Linked DNA regions of Homo sapiens: region 1 is linked to region 2. Evidence: chromatin contacts called from ENCODE Hi-C or POLR2A ChIA-PET data. All regions are on one chromosome and are shown on one strand. The core of a region is the stretch at or near the end of the contact, and the rest is flanking DNA. Distances in the headings are between cores, read along the strand shown.

Region 1 (3,961 bases), core at 1,060-3,559, 300 kb after region 2:
TAAAAATCTATAATACGAGTTGCAAATATTTTCCCCCTACTTTGTCCTTGTCTTTTGGCTTCATGTAGCAGTAACCATTATGCTTTTAATTATCATACAGTCAAATTTAAGTTTTCTTTTTTTTTTTTTTTTTCGAGACAGAGTCTTGCTCTGTTACCCAGGCTGGAGTGCAGTGGCGCCGTCTCAGCTCACTGTAACCTCCGCCTCCCGGGTTCAAGCAATTCTCCTGCCTCAGCCACCCGAGTAGCTGGCATTATAGACGCCCGCCACGACGCCCAGCTAATTTTTGTATTTTTAGTAGAGCCATGGTTTCACCATATTGGCCAGGCTGGTCTCGAACTCCTGACCTCGAGATCTGCCCGCCTTAGCCTCCCAAAGTGCCGGGATTACAGGCATGAGCCACTGCACTCAGCCTTTTAAAGCTTTTTTTTCTTTTTTTTTCTAAACTTCATCGAAATATAATTCCGTGGCTTTTAGTATGTTCACAGAGTTGTGCAACCCTTACCACAATCAATTTTAGAGCATTTTTATCACTCCAGAAAGAACCTTGTACCCATACCTGTAAGACTCGATTCCCCACCATTACCCCAATCCCCACCCTAGCAACCAACTGTTTTTTTCTCTATAGATAATTTACCAATTCTAGACATCTCGTGTAAATAATATAATATGTGGTCTTTGTTTTTTTTTGTTTGTTTGTTTTTTGTGTTTTAGACAGAGTCTTGCTCTGTCGCCCAGGCTGGAGTACATTGGTGCAATCTCTGCTCACTGCAACCTTCGCCTCTCCAGTTCAAGCATTTCTCCTGTCTCAGCCTTCTGAGTATCTGGGACTACAGGCATGTGCCACCACTCCTGGCTAACTTTTGTATTTTCAGTAAAGACAGGCTTTCACCACGTTGGCCAGGCTGGTCTCAAACTCCTGACCTCAAGTGGTCCGCCCACCTCGGCTTCCCAGACCGCTGGGATTATAGGCGTGAGCCACTGCGTCCAGGCAGTGTATGGTCTTTTCTAACTGGTTTCTTTCACTTAGGGTAGTGTTTTCAAGGTTCATCCACGTTGTGACATGTATCAGTACTTCATTATTTTTTATTGCCAAGTAGTATTCCGTTGTGTGGCTTCACAACATTTTATTTAACCATTCATCAGTTGATACAAATTTTAATTGTTTTCATTTTTTGGCTATTATGGATAATGCTGCTGTGAATACCGTGTATACATTTTTGTGTGGACATGTGTTTTCGTTTTTCTTGGCTGTATACCTAGGAGAGGAATTGCTGGATCGTGTGATTAACTCCATGTTTAATATTTTGAGGAACTGTCAAATTGTTTTCCAAAAAAGCTGTACCATTTTACCTTCTCACATTCCCCTAATGTACGAGTACTCCAATTCCTTCCCAACACTTGTTATTATGCTTTTTTGGTTATTGTCATTCTAACAGAGATGTGAAGTGGTATTTCGCTGGTTTTGATTTGCATTTTCCTGGTGACTAATGATGTTGAGCCTATTTTCATAGGTTTATTGGCCTTTTGTATATCTTCTTTGGAGAAATGACTGTTTAAATCCTTGGCCTATTTTTCCTTTGGATTACAGTAGTCCCTCCTTATCTGTAGGGGATACGTTCCAAGACTCCAGTGGATGCCCGAAACTTGATAGTACCAAACCATTTATATACTATGTTTTATCTTATACATGCACTGTGGCCATAACTTTTGCAGTTTGAGGTATGACAGCAAAACTAACTTTTTTTCCTTCTTCACAATTTCACTGATAGAAGATTCATTCTTACTGTAAATCTTATCAACTTCAGCATGTGATTTATTTTTTATTTTTATTTTATTTTTTTTAGTGAAAGTTGAGGCTGGGCATGGTGGCTGATGCCTTTAATCTCAGCACTTTGGCTCTGGGAGGCTGGGGCAGGAGGATTGCTTGAGACCAGGAGTTCAAGACCAGCCTGAGCAATATAGTGAGACCCCATCTCTACTAAAAATAAAAATACACTGGCTGGGCATAGTGGCACATGCCTATGGTTTCCGTTACTATGGAGGATGAGGTGGGAGGATTGTTTGTGCCCAGGAGTCTACGGCTGCAGTGAGCCAGGGTCACGCCACTGTACTCCACCCTAGGCAACAGATTCAGATCCTGTCTCTAAAAATAAAATAAAACAATAAAATAAAAGTTAAGAACTTTCACCTTTGGCATATCCAAATCATCAGCATCGCTACTCTTGTGCTTTGGGGCCATTATTAAGTATAATAAGGGTTACTTGAACACAAGAACTGCAATGCTGGGACAGCTGATCTGATACGAGTCAGCTGCTAAGTGACTAATATGTGGATGCTGAACAAAAGGATGATTCACATCCTAGGTGGAACAAAATGGGAATATATGGGATTTCATCAGGATAGTCAGAACGCCTTGTAATTTTTTTTTTTTTTTTTGAGACCGAGTCTCACTCTGTTGCCCATTCTGGAGTGCAGTAGTGCCATCGTGGCTCACTGCAACCTCAGCTTCCCGGGTTCAACCGATTCTTGTACCTCAGCCTCCCAAGTAGCTGAGATTACAGGCTTGTGCCATCACACCCAGGTAATTTTTGTGTTTTTAGTAGAGACGGGGTTTCGCCATATTGCCCAGGCTGGTCTCGAACTCTTGGGCTCAAGTGATCCACCCGACTCAGCATCCCAAAATGCTGGGATTACAGGCATGAGCCACTGCGCCTGGCCAGAATGACTTGTAATTTAAAACTGATGAATTATTTCTGGAATTTTTCACTTAATATTTTTGGACCACCATTGACCATAGATAACTGAAACTGCTGAAAATGAAACCATGAGTAAGGGGAAACTACTCTATTTGGTTTTTTATTGTTGAGTTTAAGAGTCTTTTATGTATTCTAGATACAACTTCTTTTCGGATACATGATTTGCAAATATTTTCTCCCATTCTGGGTTGTCATTTTATTTTCTCAATGATCTCTTTTGAAGACCAAAAGTTATTTAAAATTTTGATGAAATGCAATTTATCTGTTTTTTAAAATTTTGTCCCTGAGCTTTCACTGTCATATCTAAGAAGGCTCTGACTAATCCAAAGTCATGAAGATTTGCTTTTATACATTTTCTTCTAGGAGTTTTATAGTTTTAGCTCTTATATTTAGGTCTGTGATCCATTCTTAGCTAATTTTTGTGTATGGTATAAGGAAGGAGTCCAAATTCATTTTTCTTCATGTGGATATCCAGTGGTCCCAGCACCACTTGTTGAAGACTACTCTTTTGCTATTGAATGGTCTTGGCACTCTTGTTGAAATATCAGTTGACCAAAATGTATGAATTTATTTCTAGACTCTTAATTCTATTCCATTGATCTTTTTGTCTATCCTTATGTCAATACCACACAGTCTTTTTTTTTTCCCCTACACGATCTCGATTACTGCAGATTTGTAGTAACTTTTGAAATTGAGAAGGATGAATCCAACTTTGTTCCTCTTTTTAAAGATTGTTTTGACTATTCTGATTCTCTTGTAATTCCTTATACATTTTAAGATTAGCCTGTCAATTTCTGCAGAAAAGCCAGCTGGAATTTTGATAGTGATTCTGTTGAATCTGTAGGTTAATTTAATGATATTGACATCTTAAAAATATTAAGTCTTCTGGTCCATGAACATAGGATGTCTTTCCAGTTATGTATGTCTTTGAATTCTTTCAGTGTTTTGTAGGTTTCAGAATACAAGTTTTGCACTTCTTTTTCTTTAATTAATAGACTTTATTTTTTAGGGCAGTGTTAGCTTTGCAGAAAAATGGAGTAGAAAGTACAGAGAGTTCCCACATACTCCATCCCCACCCCTCAACCCTGTACACAGTTTTTCCTATTACTAACATCATGCATGAGTGTGGTACATTTGTTATAATTGATGAACCAATATTGATACATTATTATTGGTTAAAGTTCTTTGTTTACATTAGGATT
Region 2 (3,760 bases), core at 645-3,144:
GGGCGCCTGTAATCCCAGCTACTCGGGAGGCTGGGGCAGGAGAATCACTTGAACCCGGGAGTAGGAGGTTGCGGTGAGCCCAGATCGTGCCATTGCACTCCAGCCTGAGCAACAAGAGTGAAATTCTGTCTCAAAAAAAAAAAGAAAGAAAGAAATGGGAATATTAGACTTTGCCTACCAGGAACTGTAAGACTCAGCAGAGAATTTTACAGGTATACTTCCCTCCTGCTGAGTGTCAGCAGTAAGAAGGAAAGAACACCCACCTAGAAGCAGCACAACCTGGGGACTTGTTCCAGCCCTGACATGCTTGCACAAGTCACTTCATCCCCCACCCCCATCTTGATTTTCACATCTATAAAATTACAGCATTGGACCAAGTTAAGATATCTGTGTTGTTTTTCCCTCAACGGTGGGCCAAATGGTCTGAAACATCTAAGTGTGAAGCCTGAATGATCTCAAAAATTTTAATGAGTTGAGAGAATCCACACTTGGCACACGAATACTAATTAGAGTGACAAAGCTTGAGTCAAAGGCACAAAAAGTGCTTACTCACACTGATCTCCTTTGTAAATTATTATGCAAATGTTCCGGTTCCATAATATAACATTAGGAGAATTAAACTGTAACAGCTGAAAATGAAATGCCTGTAATTAATTATGTTCACCTTCAACTGTAATGACAGACCTGGGCCTGCTAATAGCAAGGTGTCACATAATAGTGATCCTTAAGAGGGGGCTTTGTCCTTACTGACCTACCAGATTGTGTGGGTATCCTAATTCCTAATTTAAATGGAAAAAGTATGCTACCAACCTTTCCCAGGCTTAACTCCAGCATCAAGCAGTCTGCATTTGTTCCAATGGGCCATACGTTGGGACCCCAAGGGAACACGAGGTTATTTCCTCTCTAATATTCTATGAGTCTAAACCAGTGATTCTCAAACTTTGATGTACCTATGAATTACCTGAGAAACATATTAAAAATGCAAATTCCTAAGCCTCACTCCAGAGGCTGTGGTTCAGTAGATTGGGAGTGCATCCCAGAAATGAATATTTTTAACAAGCACAGGAAGTGGTTCTGATGCAGGTAATCCAAAATCCATACTTGGAAACACACTGGCAACTCAAAAGTGGCTGGGTCCTAGAAGCAGAAAAAGGCCAGGGTTTTCCTTATTTGGTTAAAAACAGCACAGTCAAGAATTAAATTCCAAGCCAGCATAGTGCATATGTAAGTCCTTGCTAATGAGGAAGACTGAGGTGGCTCAGGCATAAATGGAACAATGCATATTTCCAGATCAACACAAAGAGGTGAATGGCCCACCACCCACATTTGCTGGAATGCCGCTGTGTAAAACAGCAGCATCATTCATCCAACAGGTGAGAAACAGCAGGGGCAAATGAATCATTCATCCAACAGGTGAAAAACAGCAAAGGCAGAGGCTCTGCAGAATCATGCAAACCTGACCAGGATTTATGCAGCATCCAACAGTTAATTTAAATTTAAAAAAAAAAAAAAAAAAGCTTGTCTCCTTTCTGCTTTTACTTGTCTAAAGCTTCTGGAATTTCCTGAGGACTTATTTTCCTAGAAGAAAATCTCACCCGCTCAAATCATACCACCTATTAGTAAGCCTGGCACAATGATTTTCAAGCGGAAAGATTCAAAGTTCTTTACTGAGAATCCTAAATCCTCTTCCAGAGGAGTATGTTGAAGGGTAGCTGAATATGCCATCCCAAAATATGCCACTTTGGCATAAGGATTATTTGGAGTTGAAGGCAACTGGGAAGATGCAGATATAAAAGAAGCTCTCTGCCATCCTCCTATCTGCAAAGGAGTCTAGGAAGGACAAAGGCTGATCACCAGCCTGGAGAGGGCACCAGAGGAATGAATCTACACAACAAACTTTCTAACTTAGCTTTATCTACCAGGAGTTTCCCATGTATTTTATTTGTCTTCCCACAGTTTGCCACGCCTAGAGACTCAAGGTCCTTTCCCTTTCTGCAGTCATTTATCTAAATATTTACTGTTCTTTGTTGAAAATGCTGTAAAGCCAGAGTACTAAGCCACCTCTTTGAGATCTATTCACTTCTCTGGTATCTCCCATATACATATAACACATATGTGTTAACTTCTTGCTTTTCTCTTGTTGGTTTTTTTGGGGGGTGAAGGGAATCTGCTTTTTATTTGTTTTTTTTGTTTGTTTGTTTGGAGACAAGGTCTCACCCTGTTGCTCAGGCTGGAGTGTAGCGACATGATCATAGCTCTCTGTATCCTTAAACTCCTGGGCTCAAGCAATCCTCTCACCTCAGTCCCCCAAGCAGCTAGGACTACAGGCACAGGCCATCACACTTGGCTAAGACTCTTGCTCTGTTGCCCAAGCTGTAGTGCCATGCTGTGATCATAACTCACCATAACCTCAAACTCCTGGCCTCAACTGATCCTCCTGCCTTGGACTTCCAAAGTGCTGGGATTACATGTTTGAGCCACCTTGCCCAGCTTATTCTTCTCCTCTTAATCTACCTTTTGTTACAAGGGTCCCAGCCCAGAATTCAGAAAGGTAAAGAGAACATTTTTTTTCTTCCCCTACAATGTGTAAATCATCTTTCTCTCCAGAGTTCTACCATCAGAGTAGCCTCATCAATCCCTTTCCTACCCATCTTGAGGATATGAACCTTCCCGATTCTTAGACACAATTTCCATTTCCAGAAGCTTATCCACTCCATAAGCTTCTAGCTGTGATAACTTTTAATGAGACAGGTAATTGTTTGCGATAAACAGTCACCTCCTCTGGGTTAGTTAGGGGACTGGAACTCCCAGCAAGACTCTTATCATCCCTGCTCTCCAATTTTCCCCCTTGAGGCACCAGCTATTTAAAAAGGAATCCAGGAAGGACAAAGGCTGATCACCAGAGATTACGTTAGAACCTTATCAGCCTGGAGAGGGCATCAGAGAATCTACACAACAAACTTTCTAACTAAGCTTTATCTACCATGAGTTTCCCATGTAAGATAAGCCAGTGCTCCTGACATTGCAAGGTTTAGATCTCTGTGACTCCAAGATGGAGACAATTCAGAGAGCAATTCTACCTCCTCCTCCATAATCCCTGCTTTACAACTAGGAAAACTAAAATAGGCCCATGCTATTTCCTTCATTTAATAAATTAAAGTATTGGCCGGCCACAGTGGTTTACGCCTGTAATCCCAACACTTTGGGAGGCTGAGGTGGGTGGATCACCTGAGGTTGGAAATTCGAGACCAGCCTGACTAACATGGAGAAACTTCATCTCTACTAAAAATATAAAAATAGCCAGGCATGGTGGCGCACACCTGTAATCCCAGCTACTTGGGGGAATGAGGCAGGAGAATCACTTGAACCCAGGAGGTGGAGGTTGCAGTGAGCTGAGATTGTGCCATTGCACTCCAGCCTGGGCAATAACAGCAAAATTCCATCTCAAAAATAAAATAAAATAAAATAAAATAAAATAAAATAAAATAAAATAAAATAAAATAAAATAAAACAAAACAAAACATTAAAGTGTTATGGGACCTTGACTCTAACTGTCCCAAATATGAGAACGCTAGGGTCCCAAGGAGGTGAAATTGCAAGTTTGTGAATACCTTCACTGGGACGCAAACTCCTTGGAGGTAAGGACTTTGTTTGGTTCCCTACTATATCCCTAGTACCTAGAGCAATGCTTGGCACATGGCAGGTGCTTAGTAAATATTTGTAGAATGAATGTATGCACAAAAGAAAACACAGAGAAAAG

The links. A loop is a pair of places that touch in the nucleus more often than their neighbours do. ChIA-PET counts read pairs that join two places held with the same protein, here RNA polymerase II (POLR2A).
Region 1: a map of heart right ventricle shows a loop between it and region 2 (4-fold over the local background). The contact joins two enhancer-like sites. A Hi-C loop is called at or near these places in 1 of 168 maps with a recorded cell type or tissue (heart right ventricle). POLR2A ChIA-PET finds 5 or more read pairs at or near these places in 2 of 52 experiments (H1 and activated T-cell).

Annotation. Positions count from the first base shown.
Region 1 is chr15:40,188,467-40,192,427 of GRCh38, forward strand. All of the region lies in intron 8 of BUB1B (BUB1 mitotic checkpoint serine/threonine kinase B), which reads left to right. All of the region lies in intron 1 of LOC107984763 (a long non-coding RNA gene), which reads right to left. Among named protein-coding and RNA genes, the nearest start is that of BUB1B-PAK6, 27 kb to the right of the region's middle. RefSeq lists a silencer at 2,208-2,408. Within about 2 kb of position 2,310, at least 2 of the 41 ENCODE cell types and tissues checked have a DNase peak (open chromatin) inside an H3K27ac peak, as active enhancers do.
Region 2 is chr15:39,886,102-39,889,861 of GRCh38, forward strand. All of the region lies in intron 1 of GPR176 (G protein-coupled receptor 176), which reads right to left. Among named protein-coding and RNA genes, the nearest start is that of GPR176, 32 kb to the right of the region's middle. RefSeq lists enhancers at 1-32, 33-564, 1,097-1,627. Within about 2 kb of position 1,895, at least 2 of the 41 ENCODE cell types and tissues checked have a DNase peak (open chromatin) inside an H3K27ac peak, as active enhancers do.